Regions from separate parts of the Homo sapiens genome. Here regions 1, 2, 3 and 4 are each linked to region 5. Evidence: chromatin contacts called from ENCODE Hi-C or POLR2A ChIA-PET data. All regions are on one chromosome and are shown on one strand. Each heading gives the region's core, a stretch centred on a gene start or an enhancer-like site at or near the end of the contact. The rest is flanking DNA. Distances are from core to core; before and after follow the strand shown. Region 1 holds the start of TNFSF14 (TNF superfamily member 14). Region 2 overlaps VAV1 (vav guanine nucleotide exchange factor 1). Region 3 holds the start of TNFSF9 (TNF superfamily member 9). Region 4 holds the start of CCL25 (C-C motif chemokine ligand 25). Region 5 holds the start of ARHGEF18 (Rho/Rac guanine nucleotide exchange factor 18).

Region 1 (4,342 bases), core at 371-2,870, 680 kb after region 5:
ATCCCAGCTACTCAGGAGGCTGAGGCAGGAAAATTGCTTGAATCCGGGAGGCAGAGGTTGCAGTGAGCCAAAATGGCACCACTGCACTCCAGCCTGGGTGACAAAGTGAGACTCTGCCTCAAAAAAAAAAAGAAAGAAAAAGGCTGGGTGCGGTGGCTTATGCCTGTAATCCCAGCACTTTGGGAGGCCAAGGCAGGCGGATCACGAGGTCAGGAGATTGAGACCATCCTGGCTAACACGGTGAAACCCCGTCTCTACTAAAAATACAAAAAATTAGCTGGGTGCGGTGGTGGGCGCCTGTAGTCCCAGCTACTCAGGAGGCTGAGGCAGGAGAATGGCGTGAACCTGGGAGGCGGAGCTTGCAGTGAGCCGAGATCGCACCACTGCACTCCAGCCTGGGCGACAGAGCGAGACTCCGTCTCGAAAAAAAAAAAAATCCACGCTTGAATGCATGCACACTCATACATGGACCTCCCCACACACATGAACACACCCGTGCAAGTGCGCACACACACATACACGCACCAATGCACAGGCACACACACATGCACACACCTGCACACAGCACATATATGCACACCCACTTGCACATGTGATGCATGTTCACACATACACACACGTGCACATGCATGCATGTACATGGACCACATGCACATGCACACAGATGACCATACACATATGCATGCACCTGCCCACATATGCACGCACATTTACATGCCAGCACATGTATGATACACAGGCATGCGCCTGCACATGTGTACATGATACACACTTGCATGCACACAACTGAATACACACATTCACATGCACACACTGCACACATATATGCATGCAGACAAGCACACACACAGAGCACACATCCACTCCTTTATTCCACTCTTGTGTTTTTCACTGCACTTGTCACATCAAAACACAACAGAAGGCCGGGCATGGTGCGGCTCACGTTTGTAATCCCAGCACTTTGGGAGGCTGAGGTGGGTGGATCGCTTGAGGTCAGGAGTTCGAGACCAGCCTGACCGACATGGTGAAAACCCATCTCTACTAAAAATACAAAAAGCAGCCAGGCGTGGTGGCACGCGCCTGTAATCCCCGCTACTTGGGAGGCTGAGGCAGGAGAATTGCTTGAACCCAGGAGGTGGAGGTTGTAGTAAGCTGAGATCGCGCCACTGCACTCCAGCCTGGGCAACAGAGCGAGACTCCATCTCAAAAACAAAACAAATAAACGAACAAAAAAACCCACAACGTATTATTTTCTTGTTTACGAGGTTTCTTGTCTCTCTGGCTCCACCAGAAGAGGAGCAGGGACCCTTCTTGCTGTTGTTCATTGCTGCATCCCCCACACCGAGAGCAGAGCCTGGCATGGGCAGAAAGTCCTCAGTCGATATTTGGTGGCCCCAAGCGAATGAAGCATCCAAGAAGGGAAAGCTGGGGGCTCCCCACTGCACTTGCCACCTGAGTCACATTTTCAGAAGCCTCTGGAAAGTGTGAGAGTCTGTATGAGTGAGAGTGAGACAGGGCCAAGACCGGGGGCGGCGGGTACCGGAAGAAGAGGAGGGTGAGTGGGGGAAGGGGTGGGGCTGAACCCCAGCTCTAAAGGCGGCCCACGGGTGCCTGTCCGCAGCGTGCACAGCCCAGGAGTGTTGAGCAATTTCGGTTTCCTCTGAGGTTGAAGGACCCAGGCGTGTCAGCCCTGCTCCAGACACCTTGGGCATGGAGGAGAGTGTCGTACGGCCCTCAGTGTTTGTGGTGGATGGACAGACCGACATCCCATTCACGAGGCTGGGACGAAGCCACCGGAGACAGTCGTGCAGTGTGGCCCGGGTGGGTCTGGGTCTCTTGCTGTTGCTGATGGGGGCCGGGCTGGCCGTCCAAGGCTGGTTCCTCCTGCAGCTGCACTGGCGTCTAGGAGAGATGGTCACCCGCCTGCCTGTGAGTGGGACCGGGGGGCTGAGAGCAGGTGGAGGTGAGGGGGGCTCCCCTGTGTCATTGTGGGTCACTGTGTGTCTGTGTGTGTGTGTGTGTGTGTGTGTGTGTGTGTGTGTAGGACAGGGCACAGGCTGAGAGCAGCTGGCTTGACTGGTTGCTGCTCCCAGCCTTGGGCAAGTGAATTCACCTCTCTGAACCTCAGTGTCTTCATCTACAAAATAAGGGCAGTCTCTTCATAGGGGACGAAGTATGCTATGGCATGTGTAGTACCAGACGATGCCAGCTCCACCCGTCGGAACTGACACCCCAACACTGCCATGCACACCCCTGTGCACACACGCATGCATTTTCTCTGTACTTTTTTATTTTTGAGACGGAGTTTCACTCTCGTTGCCCAGGCTGGAGTGCAATGGCATGATCTCTGCTCACCGCAACCTCTGCCTCCCGGGTTCAAGTGATTCTCCTGCCTCAGCCTCCCGAGTAGCTGGGATTACAGGCATGCGCCACCACGCCTGGCCAATTTTGTATTTTTAGTAGAGATGGGGCTTCTCTATGTTTGTCAGGCTGGTCTCAAACTCCCGACCTCAGGAGATCCACCCGCCTCAGCCTCCCAAAGTGCTGGGATTACAGGTGTGAGCCACTGCGCCTGGCCTTCTCTGGTACTCTTATTACTGTTACTGCGATTGTCATTAATTCTCTGACCATTTCCATCTGTGGAAATTTCTCGGTCTGCTTCCAGCTGGCTGTGGATGTGTCCGCCTGTCTGTGTGCCTCACCTGGGGGTCTATGTGTGCCCAACACCATACCCCTGTGGGCTTGGCCCCTTTTGTGTCCTGGGTCTGGATCCGGTGGCCACACATTCGTGTCCATATACCCATGTGGACGTATGTGCGTGTACCCACATGTCCACACACCCGCCTAGCTGCAGCCGGTGTATTCACGTTGTCTGTCTTTGTCTCTGGGTCTCTGTGTCTGTAGACGCACATGGATCCATAAACCACAAACCACATGTCCACGCATCTGAGCCCACATGTGTCTTCTCAGCGTCATGATGATGTTGAGGTCTGTGCCCTGTGGCAGGTGCTATATCCCAAGGGTGGTGTCCATGTGTCCAGCCATCTCGCTGTCTGCATTTTTTTTTTTTTGAGACAAGGTTTCTCTCCCATAGCCCAGGCTGTAGTGTAGTGGTGCAGTCTTGGCTCACTACAACCCCACCTCCCAGGTTCAAGTGATTCCCTTGTCTCAGCCTCCTGAGCAGTAGCTGGGATCACAGGCATCCGCCACCGTGCCTGGCTAATTTGTGTATTTTTAGTACAGACGGGGTTTCACCATGTTGGCCAGACTTGTCTCGAACTCCTGACCTCAAGTGATCCACCTGCCTCAGCCTCCCAAAGTGCTGGGATTACAGGTGTGAGCCACCACGCCTGGCCTTGTCCCTGTATTTTTAAATATTACTTATTTATTTAATTAATTACATATTTATTTATCTTAGAGACTGTGTCTCACTCTGCTTCCCAGGCTAGAGTGGAGTGGCACGATCATAGCTCACTGCAGCCTTGAACTCCTGGGCTCAAGCAAGCCTCCTGTCCCAGCTTCATGAGTAGCTGGGACTACAGGCATGCACCACCATGCCTGGCTAATCTTAAAAATTTTTTGTAGAGATGAGGTCTTGTTGTGTTGCCCAGGCTGGTCTTAAACTCCTGGCCTCAAGCTGTCCTCCCACTTTGGCCTCCCAAAGTGCTGGGATTACAGGTGTAAGCCACTGCTCTGGGCAATGTTATTTATTTATTAAACCCTTTTATTTATTTATTTATTTTTTGAGATAGAATCTCACTCTGTCACCTAGGCTAGAGTGCAGTGGCACAATCTGGGCCCACTGCAACCTCCCAGGTTCAAGCGATCCTCCTGCCTCAGCCTCCAGAGCAGCTGGGATTACAGGCACCCACCACCAGGCCCAGCTAATTTTTGTAGTTTTAGTAGATACAGGGTTTTACTGTGTTGGCCAGGCTGGTCTCGAACTCCTGACCTCAGGTAATCTGCCCACCTCGGCCTCCCGAAGTGCTGGGATTAGAGGTGTGAGCCAATGCACCCGACCTATTAAACCTTTCTCTAGTGCATACTATGTGCCAAGCACTGTAATAATGCCTTACATATGTGAATTCATTAAACGCCAAGCAGACACGATTCGTAACTCCATTTACATAGAGGGAAACTGAGGCACCAAGTGGTTGTGAGGCCTCTGGACAGGGGGTGTGTGTCTGCAAGTGAGAGTATGTGGCCCTGTGTACGTGTCTGAGGGTGGTGTCGGTGGCTATGGTCCTCATGTCTCATAGCCATGTGTGAGCAATGCGAGGGCGTGGCCCCCGCTGCAGGTTCTTACCGCAGGCCCCTTCTGCATTTTCAGGACGGACCTGCA
Region 2 (4,836 bases), core at 1,395-3,894, 550 kb after region 5:
CTGGGAAGCAGAGGTTGCAGTGAGCCGAGACCACACCATTGCACTCTAGCCTGGACAACAAGGGCAAAAGTCCATCTCTAATAATAATAATAATATTCCATTGTCTGGATGCACCACAGCTTATTTATCCATACGAGGAAGTAGGTGGAACTTGACTCTGGAGGTGGGGCTCAGACAACGGACCAAATTGAGGACTAGCTAAAACAGGGCTGGAGCAGAAGCACCTTTCCATAAGACATGCCCACCAGTGTGCCATGGCAGTTTGCCATTGTGATGGTAACACCAGCAGCTACTACTCCTTTCCCAAGGCAATGACCCGACAACCCAGAAGTTACCACCCTTTTCCTAGAAATTTGCATAATCTGCCCTTTAATTTGCATATAATTAAAGTGGGTACAAAGATGACTGCAACCCTGATTACTCCGGGCTCACAGCCTGTGGGGTAGCCCTGCTCTGCGAGGAGCAGGACTTCTGCAACTGCCGCTATGCACTTTCACTTCAGTAAAAGCTACTGTCTAACACCTCCAGCTCGCCCTGGAATTCTTTCCTGGGCAAAACAAAGAACCGTCCCAGGCTGAGCCCCAATTTAGGGCTTGCCTTGCCCTACATCGCATTCATCTACCGAAGGACAATTTGTTGCCTCCCAGTTTCAGCAATCATGAATAAAGCCGCTACAAAGACTTGAGTGTAAGTTTTTGTGTGGACATAAATGTTCAACTCCTTTGGGTAAATAGAGGACCTCAATACCTAGTACCATGTCTGACACATAGTAGATGCTCAATAAAATCTGTCGAATGAATAAATCTCCCTTTGACAGAGGAAACAACTGAGGCTCAGAGAGGGGATACTGCCCATCCCGGACCACACAGATAGGAATGGAGAACCAGATACCAGCACTGGATCCCAAAGTCTGTGCCTCTAACCTCTGTACAACACTGCCTCTTTGAACCACACTAAGCTGCTCCTGGTGCCTCTTAGAGAGTGGCATAATGAGGGCGCTCATGGGCAGGCAGATCACCAGAGACAATAGAGCAGATGGCTGTGTCTGTGGCTCGAGGGAGGAAGTTCCCTCCTGACCTCAGGGAGATCAGCTGAACCCGGAGACAGCTTCCTTCCAGTCATGTGATGCCTCAAAGAGGGGAAAGGGGGCATGATTCATCCCCTCTCCGGGCTGCGGTGGGGCCAGCTAAAGAAAGGGGCTCCATCAGACAGCAGCAGTGACTGCAGTTAGACCACCAGAAAGGACTTCCTGGTCGCCTGAAGAGTGTGAGAAAGTGGCAAAGGACAGGAGGTCCTTTATTTTTTTTAATTTTATTATTATTATACTTTAAATTTTAGGGTACATGTGCACAACGTGCAGGTTTGTTACATATGTATACATGTGTCATGTTGGTGTGCTGCACCCATTAACTCCTCATTTAGCATTAGGTATATCTCCTAATGTTATCCCTCCCCACTTCCCCGACCCCACAACAGTCCCCTGTGTGTGATGTTCCCCTTCCTGTGCCCATGTGTTCTCATTGTTCAATTCCCACCTATAAGTGAGAACATGCGGTGTTTGGTTTTTTGTCCTTGCTATAGTTTGCTGAGAATGATGGTCCTTTAAACAAACGTAGGAGAGGCATTATGAGGACGGTTCCTCCCTGCTGGGGGCAACCCCCCTCAGTGCCCCTCTTCCTTCCTCCAGGAAGAGGCGGGCACCCACTGTGCTGGCATCGTGCCCATATGCAAATCAGCACCCAGGCGCACTGCGGTGAACCCTGAGGTTCATTCTTCCCCATTTGCCAGCCAGCCTCCCATCAACAAAACCCCTGCCCAAGATGAAGAAAGAGCCAGAAAGGTCGGCTGGCTTTCCACGCTCCTTCGGGGAAGCAGTGTGCAGGGACAGAGGCCTCTGGGGTCTGGGAGAAGGGGACCCAGAGCCAAGCACGACGGCAGCAATCAACTCCCCACCCCCACCCCAGCACCAGGGAGCCGGCCGGAAACCGGAAATGCCTGTTACCAGGGCTTGGTTGGGGAGATAGAAAAAAGGGTGGGTGGAGGGGCCCTTTGCGTTCAACCCATCAGCCCCTTCATCAGGCAACCTCAAGCTCCCGAGGGTTCCCAGAGAGGGCGGGTGTGCTGTGCACCCTTTCAAAGCTCCGAAGCAGGGGTGCAGAGTGTGCACGCCTCATCCTAGCCCTCAAACCCTTCTGTGAGGAAGCCCGTCTCTCTTCTGCCCCATCCCCTACCACCCCAGCACACACTCCACTTTTCAGCACCGGTGGGAGGGTCAGGCAGATCTGGTTCGACTCCCAGACCAGCCCGGCAAGTTGAGGGAGCTTGGATGGGATCATTTTGCTTTCCGTTGATTCAATTGACTCATCTGTACGTCGGGAATGAAAATACTTGACCCAATGTTTGCGGTAGAGCCTGGTGTGAAACCCAGCACCCCAGACCCGGTCATGCATTAATTCAGCAAGCATGTGTGGAATGCCTACTGTATGCCAAGCACCAGAACCTAATGGTGATCAAGACAAACAGAGCTCTGCCCTTACAGGGCTTATGTAATCCAGCCAGGAGACAAACACTAAGCAGTCAGCAAGGTGAATAATTGATGATGAGGGTGGTGAGAGGGTGTGCCGGGAAGCACAGAGAGCTATGGGACCTGGTTAAATGCAGGAGGCACCTGGTAAGGCTTTGGGGTGGTACAGGAGAGAATGGTGCCATGCAGGCGACAAAGAGATGGTGAGCGGCTGGGTGCGGTGGCTCACGCCTGTAATCCCAGCACTTTGGGAGGCTGAGGCGGGCGGATCACTTGAGGTCAGGGGTTCAAGACCAGCCTGGGCAACATGGTGAAACCCCGACTGCACACACACACACACACAAAAATTTGCCAGGCGTGGTGACAGGCGCCTGTAATCCCAGCTACTCTGGAGGCTGAGGCAGGAGAATCGCTTGAACCCAGGAGGCGGAGGTGGCAGTGAGCCGAGATCACGCCACTGCACAGCCTGGGCAACAGACCGAGGATGTCTCAAAAAAACAAAAAACAAAACAAAACAAAAAAAAGAAGCTGGGTGTGGTGGCTCATGCCTGTAATCCCAGCACTTTGGGACGCTGAGGTGGGTTGATCACTTGAGGTCAGGAGTTTGAGACGCGCCTGGCCAACATATAGTGAAACCTGTCTCTGCTAAAAATACAAAATTAGCTGGGTGTGGTGGAACACGCCTGTAGTCCCAGCTACTTGGAAAGCAGAGGAAGGAGAATCGCTTGAACCCAGGAGGCAGAGGTTGCAGTGAGCCGAGATCATGCCACTGCACTCCAGCCTGGGCAACAGAGCAAGACCCCATCTCAAAAAAAAAAAATGAGACAGATAGTGAAGCAAAGAAGAGAAGCATGCTGAGCAGCTGGCAGGAACATCACATGGCAGATCCACTTTGGAAAAGTTGGTACGTTTTCCTTGTTATTACTATTATTTTTTTACCTTGCAATTCCAGCACAAAGGAAGAAAAGTTGGTACATTTTCTTCTTATTAAAAAAAAAAATTAAGAAACAGAGCCTCACTATGTCGGTCAGGTTGGTCTCAAACTCCTAGGCTCCAGCAATCCTCCCGCCTCAGTTCCCCAAAGTGCTGGAATGACAGGCATGAGCCGCCGTGACTGGCCTGGTAAGTTTTCTTAAAACATTAAGCATGCACCTATCATACGATATATTCCATTACCAGGCATTTACTCAAGAGAAATGAAAGCACATGTCCATACAAAGACTTGTACAGAATGTTCATAGCAGCTTGATTCTGTTTTCTTTTCTTTCCTTTTTTTTTTTTTTTTTTTTTTGAGACAGTCTCAGTCTGTCACCCAGGCTGGAGTGCAGCCTGGCCCAATCACAGCTCACTGCAGTCTCAAATTCCTGGGCTCAAGCAATCCTCCTGCCTCAGCCTTCCAAAGAGTTAGGACTACAGGCATGTGCCACCATATCCAGCTAGCAACTTGATTCATGATAGCCAAAAGTGCCATCAGTAATTCAAACCTCAACCAAGGGGAACATCACACACTGGGGCCTGTCGGGGGCTGGGGGTTAGGAGAGGGATAGCATTCGGAGAAATACCTAATGTAGATGATGGGTTGATGGATGCAGCAAACCACCATGGCACGTGTATACCTATGTAACAAACCTGCACGTTCTGCACATGTATCCCAGAACTTAAAGTATAGGCCGGGCATGGTGGCTCACGCCTGTAATCCCAGCACTTTGGGAGGCCGAGGTGGGCAGATTATGAGGTCAGGAGTTCGAGACCAGCCTGGTCAACATGGTGAAACCCTGTCTTTACTAAAAATACAAAAAAATTAGCCAGGCGTGGTGGCGCACACCTGTAGTCCCAGCTGTTCGAGAGGCTGAGGCAGAAGAATCGCTTGAACCTGGGAGGCGGAGGTTGCAGTGAGCCGAGATTGCGCCACTGCACTCCAGCCTGGGCGACAGAGCGAGACTCCATCTCAAAAAAACAAAGCGAAACAAACAAAAAAACCTCCATCAAGGGATGAATGGATAAACAAACTGGGGTGCATCCGTACAACAGAATGGTACACTGATACATACAACAACATGGATGAACCAGGACATCATGCTCAGGGAAAGCAGCCAGTCACAGAAGACCACAGATGGTACCATTCCACTTACATAAAACTCCAGGAAATACAAACTAATCGACAGTGACTAACAGCAAATCAGGAGGTACGAGGGAATGAGAGGTGGGAGGAGGGGGAGGCAGGGAGGGGTGGGATGGAGGAAACTTTGAGGGGCAATGGATATGATCCATTGATTTCAAGGCTGGGTTCATAGTTGCACACATATGTCAAA
Region 3 (4,322 bases), core at 318-2,817, 820 kb after region 5:
AAACGAACACACACACGAACACCCACATTAACACACAGACACACGAACAAACACGAACACACACACGAACGCAAACACAAACACACACAAACACCCACACGAACACACACAGACACACACGAACACAAATATCCAAACACACCCACATGAACACAAACACCCACACGAACGAACAAACACAAACACCCACACGAACACACACCCACACGAACACAAACACACCCACGAACACACACACATACGCACCCCCACACGAACACACACACACGAACACAAACACCCACACAAACACGAACACACACACACACACACACACACACACACACGAAGCTGGTGGCTCAACCTGCCCCAAGGACAGATCTCCAAGAATTCAGGAGGGAAAAGCGATCCCTCTTCTTTCCAGCCCCCTTGGGGGTATTCCCCTGGGGGTCTTGAAAGGGAGAGGGGTACCTCAGATGTTGGGGATAAGGCTCTTTGGGAGTTAGCAAAGGAACTGGGGGTCTCCTTGGCGGTCCCAGATAAAGAGGAAGTGCCCCCCTCGGATCGGGGATGGAAAAAAGGTTCCCCCCAGAGATGCAGAGCTTGTGGGGGTGCGGGGTAAAAAGAGGTGCCCTCAATGTCCTAAGTCCTACATAGAGAAAGGAAGCCGTCGAGGGTTGGAGAACCGCGGAGGGTCCCCCGTCCAGGGTGCAGATGGGGTGCCTTGGGAATGCGGAATGAAGAGGGGTGCCCCCACCCACTGCCACATGGAGGGAAGCCAGCCTTTCTCCGACCCGGGGTGCAGAAGACGTATCCCTGAGGGGTTGAGGACTGTGGGGGTCTCCTCCTCCTGGCCTGGGGTGCTGATGGGGTCTCGGGATGCGGAATGAAAGGGGTGCCCTCCCGTGCAAGACGGAGAAGGAGAGCCCTTGGAGGTCCAAAAAGAACTTGTGGGGGTCTCCTCTCCCCCTCCCGGGATACAGATAGGGTCTCGTAGCGGGCGCAGGATGAAAGGGGTGCCCCCCGGACTAGAAGAAGGAGACCCTTGGGGGGTCCAAAAAGAACTGTTGGGCGGTCTCCTCCCCGCCCCCGGCCTGGGGTACAGATGAGGTGTCGTAGGGGTGCGGGATGAAAGGTGTGCCCCCCCGGCCTCGGTGCTAGATGGAGAATGGGAGCCCCGGTGGGTCTCCTCTCCCCGGCCGGGAGTGTAGAACAGGTGTCCCTGGGGGTGCGGGAGGGAGAAGGGAGTCCCAGAGGGGCGGTAGGGGTCTCCCGCGAGACCAGCTACCGAGGGTCGGGGCACGTCTCACCTGCCGCAGGTCCAAGAGGCCGGCGGGATCGTCGGGCGAAAGCTCGGGACCCTCGCGGAGTCTCGGGCTGGCCGCGGAGCCGGGCGAGGCGCGAGCCCCGGACACGGCCCAGGGGCAGGCGAGGAAGACGGCGCAGGCGGCAGCGAGCAGCAGCAGCAGCAGCAGCCCCGCGACCAGGGCCCAAGGCAGTACGCGGCAGGCGCGAGCGCGGGGCGCGGGAGGCCACGGGGCTTCGGGGTCCAGTGAAGCGTCAGAGGCGTATTCCATGACGAGAGACTGCGGGAAGACACAGCGCGCCGCTTTTTATAGCTGCTTGGCTACAAAAGGAGGCCACGCCCCTCCGCCCGCGGCCACGCCCCTCCGCCCGCGGCCACGCCCCTTCCCAGCCCAGAGCCTTTCCCCTCGTCCCCGTGACTCTGCGGAATTTTCTCCACTCGGATCTCTCTCCGCTTTTCGCTCTCCTTTCCGTTTCCGGCCTTCCAAGCTCGGCTCCAGGTTCCTTTCTCCCTGCTGTCTCTCCATCGCCCTGGTTCTCCCTCTCTGCCGCTCTTTCCCGGTATCTCTGTGGGTCTCTTGCTGACTCAGTCTCCTTTGCTCTCTGTGTCTCCCCGTTAACGTCTTTCTCTGTCTCTGTTGATTGCCTCTGCAGTGGGTGGAAAGAGATCTTTCTCTCTCTCTGCCAATTTATGTCTATGCGTGCCTCTGTGCCTGTATTATCTCTGTCTCTGTCTCTCTCTATCTCTGTCTCTAATTCTCTCTCCCTGTCTCTGGCTCTGTTATCTCTGTCTCTGTATCTCTCTGTCTAACTCTGTCTCTGGCTGTTATCTCTGTCTCTCATTGTATCTCTCTCTGACTCTCTCTCCCTGTCTCTGGCTCTGTTATCACTGGCTCTGTCTCTCTATCTGTCTTCTCTCTCTCTGCCTCTGACTCTCTCTCCCCATGTCTGGCTCTGTTATCTCTGTCTATATATCTCTCTCTGTCTCTGACTCTCTCTCCCTATCTCTGGCTCCGTTATCTCTGTCTCTGTATCTGTCTCTGGCTCTGTTATCTCTGTCTCTCTATCTCTGTCTCTGACTGTCTCTGGCTCTGTTATCTTTCTCCCTCTCTCTGCTTCTGTTATCTCTGTCGCTGTCTCTGGCTGTGACTCTCTCTCTCTGTCTCTGTGTCTGGCTCTCTCTGTCTCTGTCTCTGACTCTGTCTCTGGCTCTGTTATCTCTGTCTCTATGTCTCTGTCTCTGTGTCTCTCTCCCTGTCTCTGGCTCTTTTATCTATGTCTGTCTGTCTCTTTCTCTCTGTCTCTGACTCTCCCTATCTCTGGCTCTGTTATCTCTGTGTCTGTCTCTCTGTCTCTGACACTCTCTCCCTGTCTCTGGCTCTGCTATCTCTGTCTCTGTATCTCTCTTTGTCTCTGCCTCTCCCTGTCTCTGGCTCTTTTATCTATGTCTGTCTTGTGTCTCTTTCTCTCTGTCTCTGACTCTCCCTATCTCTGGCTCTGTTATCTCTGTGTCTGTCTCTGTCTCTGACACTCTCTCCCTGTCTCTGGCTCTGTTATCTCTGTCTCTGTCTCTCTGTCTCTGGCTCTGTTATCTCTGTCTCTGTATCTCTCTTTGTCTCTGCCTCTCCCTGTCTCTGGCTCTTTTATCTGTGTCAGTCTGTGTGTTTCTTTCTCTCTGTCTCTGACTCTCCCTATCTCTGGCTCCGTTATCTCTGTCTCTCTCCATCTCTGACTCCCTCTCTTTATGCATCTCTGTGTCTCTCCCTGTCTCTGTATGTCTCTGGCTCTCACTCTTTCTGTCTCTCTCCCTGTTTCTCTCTGTCTCTGATTCCCTCTGTCTCTCTCTGACTCTCTGTCTCTCCCTGTCTCTCTCCTTTTCCTTCTTTAGTCTCTCTTTGTCTCCTTCCCCTCCTCTCAGCACCCCCTAGCCCCCCATCACTAGGACTCCCCCGGGTTCCCCCACATCCAGCACTTCCTAAGAAGGGTCAGGCTTCAGCCAAGCCTCAACCACCCTCACTCCTGGAGCATCTGCCCCCTGATCCCCAACCCCCCAGTGGAACCCTGAGTGTCATGCTCAGCCCTCCTGGCCACCTTCCCCGGGACCCCTGGGCCTTCCCTGGCCTGCCCCCACCCACCCACTGGATGGTTCCCGGCAGGAGCCCCTCGGGACCCTACAAGCAGAAGCTCGGAGAGTCCAGGTGGAGAAATTCCCCTTGCAAGAAAGGGACAGTGTTGAGCGAGTTGGAGGAAACACATTTCCCATCTGCTCTGGCCTGCTGGAGGCGGCCAATCCGGGGCTGGGAGGATGGGCCAAGAAGCGGTGAAAACTTGGCCCCAAAAGAGGAAGCACTCCCAGATGGAGAGGGACGTGACCCGGGGAAAGCCCTTGGCTGGTGTTGAAGTCCTGGTCTGCCCAGACCAGTGTGGGTCCACAATGGCCAACTCCCTTCCCATCTCCCAGCCCCATGGGAGATGGGAGGGTAGACCACGCCTTTCATCCCTCTGCTAGCAGAAGTCAACAGCCCATAAAATAAAGGGACTTTTGTTTTGCTTTCAGATACAAGGTCTTGCTCTGTCGCCCAAGCTGGAGTGCAGTGGCACGATCATAGCCCACTGCAGCCTCCAATCCTGGGTTCAAGCCATCCTCCTGTCTTAGACTCCTGAATAGCTGGAACTACAGGCACATACCACCATGCCTACCAATTTTTTTTTTTAATTTTTTACTTTTTATAGAGACAGGGTCTTGCTATGTTGCTCAGCTGGTCTCAAACTCCTGGACTCAAGCAATGCTCCTGTCTTGGCCTCTCAGCACTGTGATGCCAGTCATGCGTTACCGTGCCCAGTCATAAGGTAGACTTCTCATTCAACAGAACAAGTATCTTCCAGGTCAGCACTGTGTCTGATCCTGTATTGGGCCTCCCTGGGGGATTGCAGAGAAAACAGTAATGTTACTGGCTAGTGTTGAAGGAGCATTACCAAATGCTAAACACTTCCTATATACGGTTTGGGTACTCCACGTGTGAGGCCCGACCCAGCAA
Region 4 (4,694 bases), core at 564-3,063, 700 kb before region 5:
AATTCTCTGCCTAAATGGCCTTTGGAGTTCTCTGCAATCTCACCTCTGCCAGAACTAACCTCCAGAGGCCGAGTCTGAGTCCCTGCAGAGCCCAGCCCAGCAGGAGCAGGGAAAGGGAGGACTCGAGCCCTCCAGGTGTCTCCCAACCGCGGCCTCTGAGGGCAAGGGGCAGCGCATTCTGTTGGAACCTCGGACTGCAGTGCCAGGCAGGTAGTTCCCAAGGCTGGAGGCCAGGATCGAAGGGCTGGGCTGGGCCTGGCTCTGATAGCAAAACAATCAGACCACAGCCCAACCCCCTTCCCAGGCAAAGGCCAAGGACTTGGACCCATCAGACCCAGCCGAGGGGCAGGTGGGTCAGGTGGGGGCAGACAGGGAAGGAGGGTGGGACCCTGGGTCTGCCGCCCAGCCAGGGACCCTGCTTTGGCCAGCTGCTGAAACTCAGAGGATGTAGGACCCAGTGTCAGGGCTCCCGTGGGGACACCCCAGGCCCAGGAATTGTCCTTTGGCGACTGAAATCCTCAAGTGCTTGCTCTGCGGTAGGGAGTGGGGAAGAAGGAAAGAGTTCCCTATTAATAACAGGAACAGTTACTATTGCCGCCGCCAGACATGAGGCCTAGTCTTTTGCAGGCATGAGCTCACTGGACCCTCAAGTCAGAGCCATGCAGTGGGAATTTTAGATTCCCACTTTGCAGCTGAGGAAACGGAGGCTCCTAAAGGTTTAGGAAGCCGGGCACAGTGGCTCAAACCTGTAATCCTAGCACTTTGGGAGGCTGAGGCAGGCGGATCGCCTGAGATCAGGAGATCGAGACTACTCTGGCCAACATAGTGAAACCCCATCTCTACTAAAAAATACAAAAATTAGCCGGGCATGGTACACACGCCTGTAGTCCCAGCTACTTGGGAGGCTGAGGCAGAAGGATCGCTTGAGCCCAGGAGGCGGAGGTTGCAGTGAGCCAAGATCGCGCCACTGCACTCCAGCCAGGGTGACAGAGTGAGACTCTGTCTCAAAAAAAAAAAAAAAAAAATGGTTTAGGAGCAACTAACTCTCAGCTGGACTGCATGGAGGGACCAGGATGGGAATCCACTCTTGTCAGTCTCCAGGGCCCTGATCTCCAACCCCACCCCTGGCTCGGCAGGATTAGGATTCTACAATACATCCCTGGCAGTAACTGGCTTTGCCCACAGCTGGAAGCCACCCTCTGCTCCCTCACATCTTTAGGAGTCTTGCAAAAGACTCCATGGGGCTCTCGAAGAAGGAACTGGGGACTCTCCATCTCCCCGACCCCATCCCAAGAGCTAACCAAACACCAGGAGTTCCTGCATGTCAGGAGCGGGAGAATTCAGTGGAGATGGGATTGGGGAGACTTCCGGAGGAGATAAGAGACAAAAGGGGTGGGGTGGGGGCATGGGGAGAGGGGCACTTGGTGGTAGGCATTGCCGAACACAGTACCTTGGGTGTGGACAGCGGGGGCCCAGGCTCCCAGGAAGCCGGCCACCAGGCAGGCCAGGAGCCACAGGTTCATGCTGCAGGCGGGTCCTCCTCCCTGGGCACCTGGACGAATAACGGGGCCACCTGGGGTCGTGGAGGGAAGTGGTAAGGACTGAGGAAGAGGAGGGGAGTGGGTACTGGGAACATCCCCCCTCTTAAGCCCCAGGCATATGGCAAGGGAAGGAGGTTGTATAAAGTAGGAACAAGTTGTGCTGGAGGGAAAAGCTGTTCATCTCAGTCATGTTCAAGGAAAAGACTCACCGATATCCACTGGGTCAAGGGAGCTGATGCCCGCCGGGCTGTAGGCCAAGCTGTCCCATCTGCAGGACCAACACGCTGAGCTTCACTCTTTATAGACAGAGCCCCACCCAGCCACCCCCTGCCCGCCCTCCTCCCTTCCTCCTCCTCTCCACCTGCACTCTCAGCCTCTGGAATTCTCCCTCTTCTACAGCAAGCTCCAACCTCGACCCACAGGCCCCCTTGCCTCCCCACTCCCCATCCCAGGCCTCCCAGCCAGCACCCCTACTGTCTCCAGAAAGGGCCTTTTCCCCTGTTTCCCTCACCTGCACACACCTGGTGGACACTGGCTGCCTGCGAACAAGGCTCAGACTGCCTTGAGCCCCCAAACAAGCCCTTACCTTCATGCTCCCCCCGCCCTCAAGCCACCTGTTCCCTGGTGGGTCCCCAACTTCACTCCATTTCCCTCTCCTTCCACACCATGGTTAGGTAACTTAGCATGTCACAGAAATCCTCTGGTTGTGATCACAGGCAAATCCATAGAAACAGAAAGTAAATTAGCGGTGGCCACAGGATGGGGGGAGGGGAGAATGAAGGACTGACTGTGAGAGGGTATGGGTTTCCTTTTGTTCTGAAATTAGATGAGAGTGATGGTTACATAACTCTATGAATATAGTCAGCACGGCACAATGGTGCACCTCCCACCGGTGAACAACCCCAACAAGAAAGAAACTCTCTAGGCCAGGCATGGTGGCTCATGTCTGTAAGCCCAACACTTTGGGAGGCCGAGGCCAGAGGATTGCTTGAGCCCAGGAGCTCAAGACCACCCCGGGCAATATAGAGAGACCTGCGTCACTACAAAAATTTTTTAAAAAATTAGCCTGACGTAGTAGTGCATACCTGTAGTCCCAGCCACTCAGGAGGCTGAGGTGTGAGGATTGCTTGAGCCTTGGAGGTTGAGGCTGCAGTGAGCTGTGATCATGCCACTGCACTCCAGCCTGGGCAACAGAGCAAGACCCTGTCTCAAAAAATGGAAAAAAAAACGGTGGCCGGACACAGTGGCTCACACCTGTAATACCAGCACTTTGGGAGGCCGAGGCAGGCGGATCCTCTGAGGTCAGGAGTTCGAGACCAGCCTGGCCAACATGGCAAAACCCCATCTCTACTAAAATTACAAAAATTAGCCGAGTGTGGTGGGGGGGCACCTGTAATTCCAGCTACTCAGGAGGCTGAGGCAGGAGAATCGCTTGAACCCGGGAGGCGGAGGTTGCAGTGAGCCGAGATTGGGCCACTGCATTCCAGCCTGGGCGACAAGAGTGAAACTCTGTCTCAAAAAAAAAAAAAAAAAAAAAAACAAAAGAAAAAGAAAAAATGGAAGAAATGTTTTGTTTTTGGAAGAAAAGCCAGGAGCCCCGGGTAGCCATGCCCTCAGGAAGCAAAGCAACATTCACCGAGAAGGCATGTCTTTTTTTTTTTTCTTCTGAGACGGAGTCTTGCTCTTTTGCCCAGGCTGGAGTGCGGTGGCGCTGTCTCGGCTCACTGCAAGCTCCGTCTCCCGGGTTCACGCCATTCTCCTGCCTCAGCCTCCCGAGTAGCTGGGACTACAGGCTCCCGCCACCACGCCTGGCTAATTTTTTGTATTTTTAGTAGAGACGGGGTTTCACCATGTTAGCCAGGATGGGAGAAGGCATGTCTTCTTTCCCTGGGGCAGCAGGACCCAGCCAGGACACAGGGACTGGGGGAGACACGAGGTGAAGATTAGGGAGGGCGAAAGGAGCGCTGCAGAGGCCGCACAGCTGATTGCTTTAAACTTTTTATCGCCTGCATCCATAGCTACATCTGACCTCTGTGGGTATTTATCACATCCTAAACTCCTTTCTCATTTCTCCCCTTCCACTGGGAGCCCAGAGGCGGCGGCCCCTAGCCTACTTCCCTGTCCCAAACCACATGGCCGGGTGAGTGGGGCTTAGAGGTGGGGCCGGGCCTGGTGGGTGTGGCTTCTAGCCGGGGACGTGACTAGATAAATGACACTTAGAGCCCAGGGGCAGGGCTGGGTGGGCGTGGCTTATGGCTATGGGCGGGGCTTGCTATATGGCTCCGAGTCAGGGGCAGGGCAGAGTGAGTGGGATTTAAGACAGTGGGCGGAGCCTGACAGATGGCGCTTATGGTAAGGGGCCGGGCTTTGTAGGAGGGGCTTAGACTGGGGCGGGGCTTGCACGGTCAGCCCCGCCCCACCAGAGCAGTTAAGACGCGTCGGGGGCAGGTGCTCTCACCCGTCCCGTTGCTGCGGCCAGTGGCAGCCCACGGGCCGGGGCGCTGTTCCAGTTCCTCCGCCTCTTGCTCTGGGTGGGTGAGGCTGGACCAGGACGCGGCTCCGCGTGGCTGCGAGCGTGGGGAAGCGGCGTGGCGGGCTGGGGCCAGCCTCTCCGCTACGGCTCACTGCCCCCTACCTTCCCAACCCGCGGGCCGCGGCCAAGACGGTGTTACCCAGACTTGGGGGAGGTCCCCAACGTGAGTCTCCCTCCCTGCCTCACCCCTCACTGTTTGTCCCGCCGGCAGCCTTCACGGGGAGGAAGGGTTCCCAGTAAGGGGGCCCTCCAGGGACCAGCAAGCACGGAGCACTGGGGTGGGCGCGCTGGGGACCTGGGACCCAGGGGTTGGAGCAAGAAACGGGATGATCCCGGAGTTCTGAGGACCACAGTTGCTTTGAGTAAAGGCCAGACCTTCACAGTCGGGGCTGGACTGGCCTCTTCCACTCCTGCAGCAGCTGGGGGCATTAAGAGTAATCCGCTATCGGCCGGGAGCAGTGGTTCACACTTGTAATCCCAGCACTTTGGGAGGCCGAGGCGGGCGGATCACCTGAGGTCAGGAGTTCGAGATCAGCCTGGCCAACATGGTGAAACCCCATCTCTACTAAAAATACAAAAAAAAAAAAAAAATAGCCGGGCATGGTGGTGCGCACCTGTAA
Region 5 (4,762 bases), core at 1,704-4,203:
AACCCTGTCTCTACTAAAACTACTAAAATTAGCCAGGTGTGGTGGTATGCATTTATAATCCCAGCTACTCAGGAGGCTGAGGCAGGAGAACTGCTTGAACCCAGGAGGTGGAGGTTGCAGTGAGCTGAGACTGTGCCACTGCACTCCAGCCTGGGCAACTCTGTCTCAGAAAAAAAAAAAAAAAAGAGAGAGAGAGAGAGGCAGAGAGAAAATACAGTAGCATATGATACAGGGATGGCTGGATGGGATCCTTAAGAAGTCCACTCTAGCTGGGCACAGTGGGTCATGCCTGTAATCCCAGCACTTTGGGAGGCTGAGGTGGGGGGATCACAAGGTCAGGAGATCAAGACCATCCTGGCTAACACGGTGAAACCCCGTCTCTATTAAAAATACATAAAATTAGCCGGGCATGGTGGCGGGCGCCTGTAGTCCCAGCTACTTGGGAGGCTGAGGCAGGAGAATGGCGTGAACCCGGGAGGTGGAGCTTGCAGTGAGCCGAGATCGTGCCACTGCACTCCAGCCTGGGCAATAGAACAAGACTCCATCTCAAAACAAACAAACAAACAAACAAACAAACAAACAAAAGAAGTCCACTCTAGCAGACTTGCTTACAGATTGAGATCCACCATGGGTATGACCCAGAACATTTCAGAAGATGGTGGGACTGCTCAGGAAGGAAGGCCTGGGGACAAGGTCAGTATGAAGGCATAGGTGAGGCTGACAATGTTTTCTGATCTATTACGTGCCAGACACTGCACTAAGATCTCACAGACCAAACTTCATAAAGGCTGAGCGAGGTGGTTCATGCCTGTAATCCCAGCACTTTGGGAGGCCAAGGCAGGCAGATCACCTGAGGTCAGGAGTTCAAGACCAGCCTAACCAATATGGTGAAACCCTGTCTCTACTAAAAATACAAAAATTAGCTGGGCATGGAGGCGTGTGCCTGTAATCCCAGCTACTTGGGAGGCTGAGGCAGGAGAATTGCTTAAACCCGAGAGGCGGAGGTTGCAGTGAGCTGAGATTGCACCAATGTACTCCAGCCTGGGCGATAGAGCAAGATTCTATCTCCAACACACACACACACACACACACACACACACACACACACACACACACACACACCCACCCCAAAAAACTCAACAGCCTTTTAACAGATGAGCAAACGAAAGCTCAGAGCAGTTAAGTCATTTGCCCAAGGCCACATAGAGGCCAGGGAACTGGGATTTGAACGCCCAGCTGTCCAACACAGTCACCATGTCATCTACAACAGTATCGAGCATCAACATATGCCCATCCCTTTGTCATGGGCTAGGGGATGCCCAGGGAGGCATGGGAGACAGCCCAGACCAGAAGCACCGACGTGTTTGCAGTTGCCATCTACTGGTTCTTCAAGGCATAATGAAAAGGCTGCCTCTACCAAGCAGCCCTCCCAGAGTGACTCCCAGTCACAGCAAGGGAGTTGAAATGTGGCTGATTATGAGGGCAACCCTTTCCTGACCTCCTTTGGTTGTCATGTTCTTTTCTCAGAACTGCAGGTGACCTGGCCTTGGAGCATCAGCCCCCAGCGTCACTTCCTAGCTCCATCCTCTCTGGCCCCAGCTGTCCACTCTAGCTCAATTCACTCCCTCCTGGTTCTGGGGCCACCTTCCTAGACCTCAGGGTGCCTGAAGCCTGCCCTGCAGCATTGGGGGCTGGCAGGAAACAACAGACTGGGTGTGCCCAGCAGAAACCGCAGCCTTCCTCCCCCACCCCTCCCAGTCCCAGGCAGGCGGTGGTGCAGGAGGTCCCCCTAAGAAGGGGCCACGAGAGGAGACAGGGGATGTCTCCCAAGGGGGAGAACCCTCACCTGGAGGAAGGCTGCCTGGGTGGAGGGATGTGCTCTCTGGATGATTTCAGATCAGGACAAGACCCTTCTCAGGGCTGGTTGTCAGCCATCAGCCTTAAGTGTGAGTTTGTTTTGACAGTGGATTCAGAATCTGCAACAGGGAGGTTCTTGGGGGGCCCGGAATCTGCAGTTTAAGATGCAAAGGGCACCTGAGCCTTTGCCCCAGCTCCCCCATTCATTCTCTGTCTCCTGTCTCCACGCAGGAGGGCCTTGGCTACAAGGAGCTCTATCGTCCTTTCTTTGCTTTTCTTTTTCTTTTCTTTGTTTTGAGACTGAGAGGCTCACTTCAACCTCTACCTCCCGGGTTCAAGCCATTCTCCTGCCTCAGCCTCCCGAGTAGCTGAGATTACAGCTGCCCGCCACCACGCCTGGCTAATTTTTGTATTTTTAGTAGAGACGGGGTTTCACCATGTTGGCCGGGCTGGTCTCCAACTCTTGACCTCAAGTGATCCGCCCTCCTCAGCCTCCCAAAGTGCTAGGATTACAGGTGTGAGCCACCGCGCCCGGCCTCCACCCTCCTTTCTTACCTAGCAGCCCCTCAAGGATCCCCGTCCCCTGGGGTGACCTCTTATGACCACAGATCTCTGCACAATGAACGCAAGGGTCAAACAGCTTCCCCCACCCACTCAGGAAGCAAGTTGACTGCAAGGGGGAGAGAAACAGTGATGTATGTCTGCTCGCTGTCCCCCTAGACTTCCCAGACCCCACTGCCACTCTGTCCCGATGGGTCCATCTCTCTCCACTTCCCAGGATAAGTACTTACCAGATAGAGCTCAGTTCTTCAACCTGCAGGCACCTAGCCTGGCTAACAGCTCCTGCAGCTCCCATGACCTACGGCCAGCGTTTCGAGCTGGCCCAAGGGAACCGCTGGCTGGGTAGAGCCTGGGATAACCACAGAATGACCCAATAGCACCTCGACTTCCTCTTTCTCAACTGCCTGCCTGCATGCTTGCCACTCTGCTCCCAGCTGCAGGCCAATCTAGGGGCCTAAAAAGAGCCCAGAGGATGGGGGTTCTGGAGGCAGAGAGCCCTGCTCCCACCCCTCAGCCCTGCGCATGCAGGTGTCTTGAGGAGGAGGGGTGGGGAGCTGGAGGGAGGCCCAGCGTCCTCAACCCCCACCCCAGCAGCTTCCTGTGGAACCAACTGCTGAAGAGGAACAGGGTGTGGGGGCCTCACCCAGGCACATGGGTGTATAGACAGCAACATATAGGGACGTGCAGGTCATGTGTATCCGTAGAGACTCAGGCACCCAGACACACACCAGCATGGTGGGTACACACAGAGAGACAGAAACACACGTGGCTACATTGTTACATGGGTACCTGGAAGCTGGCGGAACAACATGGTGTGCTGGTAACGTTTAACAACCACCTCTCCGATTTGTAGCCATTGCCAATTCTCCTGGTGTAAATACCCCCAGCATGGCCGATTTCACCTACCAGTGTGATGTCACCGAGTGTGGAGTTGATAGGAAATGCTCAGATTTGGCTTTTTTTAGAAAACAACAACAACAACAACAAAAAACTGTTTATTTTATTTTTAGAGATAGGGTCTCATTCTGTCATCCAGTCTGGAGTGCAGTGGAAAAATCATAGCTCACTGCAGCCTCAATCTCTTGGGCTCAAGTGATCCTTCTGCTTCAGCCTCCTGAGTAGTTGGGATTACAGGCACATGCCACCATGCCTGGCTAAGTTTTTTGTTTACAGATAATTTATGTATAATTTATATATACTTTATATATAATTATATATGGATTATATATAGACTTATATATAATTTATATATAATTTTTTATATATAATTTTTCTTTTGAGACAGGCTCTCACTCTGTCATCCAGGCTGGAGTGCAGTGGGGGTGATTTTGGTTCATTGCAACCTCCATCCCCTGGGCTCAAGTGATCCTCCCACCTCCGCCTCCTGAGTAGCTGGGACCACAGGCACACATCACCACGCCTGGCTATTTTTTTTTGGTTTGTATTTTTAGTACAGACAGGGTCTCACCATATTGCCCAGGCTGGTCTCGAACTCCTGGGCTCAAGCAATCCTCCCACCTTGGCCTCCCAAAGTGCTGGGATTAGAGGCACGAGACATGGCGCCCAGCCTAAGTTAATTTTTTTTTTTTGTAGAGACAGGGATTTTATTATGTTTCCCAGGCTGGTCTCAAACTCCTGGGCTCAAGCAGTCCACCCGCCTTGGCCTCCCAAAGTGCTGGGATTACAGGCATGAGCCATGATGCTCCACTAAACTTGGCTCTTGGGCTGGCTTCAGCCTGTCACTGGAGTGAGTACTCTACAAAAAATTTAAAACTTCGCCACATTTGGTGGTGCCTGCCTGCAGTCCCAGCCGCTCCGGAGGCTGAGGCGGGGAGGCTCACTTGAGCCCAGGTGTTCAAAGCTGCAGTGACCTATAATTGTGCCACCGTACTCCAGCCTGGGTGACAGAGTGAAATCCCATTTTTTTTAAAGAAAGTTAAAATGGTAAATTTTACGTTATGCCTATTTTACCACATTTAAATTAATCACTTTAACATTATTTTTGCTGCATTTTCCATAATCTATGCTTTTTTTCCTTTTCCTTTTTTTTTTTTTTTTTTTTTTTTTTTTTTTTTTGAGATGGAGTCTTGCTCTGTTGCCCGGGCTGGAGTGCAGTGGTGCAATCTCAGCTCACTGCAACCTCTGCCTCCTGGGTTCAAGTGATTCTCCTGCCTCAGCCTCCCAGGTAGCTGGGATTATAGGTGACCCCCACCACACCAGGCTAATTTTTGTATTTTTAGTAGAGACGGGATTTCACTATGTTGGCCAGGCTGGTCTCGAACTCCGGACCTCAGAGGATTCGCCCACCTCAGCCTCCGGAAGTGCTGGGGTTACAGGTGTGAGC

The links. Hi-C counts contacts between places; a loop is a spot of excess contacts on that map. ChIA-PET counts read pairs that join two places held with the same protein, here RNA polymerase II (POLR2A). Pooled maps may share reads with other maps.
Region 1: a loop to region 5 is called in a pooled map, with 10 times the contacts of the local background. The contact joins the promoter of TNFSF14 here to the promoter of ARHGEF18 in region 5. A Hi-C loop is called at or near these places in 1 of 168 maps with a recorded cell type or tissue (endothelial cell of hepatic sinusoid), 7 of 37 single-sample maps with no recorded cell type and 7 of 50 pooled maps.
Region 2: a loop to region 5 is called in a pooled map, with 4 times the contacts of the local background. The contact joins the enhancer-like site here to the promoter of ARHGEF18 in region 5. A Hi-C loop is called at or near these places in 3 of 37 single-sample maps with no recorded cell type and 3 of 50 pooled maps. POLR2A ChIA-PET finds 5 or more read pairs at or near these places in 1 of 52 experiments (CD4-positive, alpha-beta T cell).
Region 3: a loop to region 5 is called in a pooled map, with 11 times the contacts of the local background. The contact joins the promoter of TNFSF9 here to the promoter of ARHGEF18 in region 5. A Hi-C loop is called at or near these places in 5 of 37 single-sample maps with no recorded cell type and 4 of 50 pooled maps.
Region 4: a pooled map shows a loop between it and region 5 (4-fold over the local background). The contact joins the promoter of CCL25 here to the promoter of ARHGEF18 in region 5. A Hi-C loop is called at or near these places in 1 of 50 pooled maps. POLR2A ChIA-PET finds 5 or more read pairs at or near these places in 2 of 52 experiments (AG04449 and CD8-positive, alpha-beta memory T cell).

The regions. Positions count from the first base shown.
Region 1 is chr19:6,667,438-6,671,779 of GRCh38, reverse strand. It overlaps TNFSF14 (TNF superfamily member 14), which reads left to right and starts at 1,620. Exons shown (of 4, transcript NM_001376887.1): 1 at 1,620-1,929; 2 at 4,331-4,342. The coding sequence starts at 1,711. RefSeq lists a silencer at 491-590 and enhancers at 1,161-1,390, 1,771-1,860, 2,761-2,950, 3,011-3,100.
Region 2 is chr19:6,798,824-6,803,659 of GRCh38, reverse strand. All of the region lies in intron 1 of VAV1 (vav guanine nucleotide exchange factor 1), which reads right to left. Among named protein-coding and RNA genes, the nearest start is that of VAV1, 29 kb to the right of the region's middle. RefSeq lists enhancers at 466-685, 1,568-1,637, 1,428-1,948. Within about 2 kb of position 2,644, at least 27 of the 41 ENCODE cell types and tissues checked have a DNase peak (open chromatin) inside an H3K27ac peak, as active enhancers do; they include CD4-positive, alpha-beta T cell, where a contact is called at or near this core.
Region 3 is chr19:6,528,271-6,532,592 of GRCh38, reverse strand. TNFSF9 (TNF superfamily member 9) reads right to left here and starts at 1,567. Exons shown (of 3, transcript NM_003811.4): 1 at 1,290-1,567. The coding sequence starts at 1,556. RefSeq lists enhancers at 1-188, 790-889, 3,660-3,919 and silencers at 1,300-1,369, 1,510-1,739.
Region 4 is chr19:8,049,879-8,054,572 of GRCh38, reverse strand. It overlaps CCL25 (C-C motif chemokine ligand 25), which reads right to left and starts at 1,813. Exons shown (of 6, transcript NM_005624.4): 1 at 1,751-1,813; 2 at 1,451-1,573. The coding sequence starts at 1,523. RefSeq lists silencers at 3,811-3,870, 4,171-4,260.
Region 5 is chr19:7,347,128-7,351,889 of GRCh38, reverse strand. ARHGEF18 (Rho/Rac guanine nucleotide exchange factor 18) reads right to left here and starts at 2,953. Exons shown (of 29, transcript NM_001367823.1): 1 at 2,649-2,953.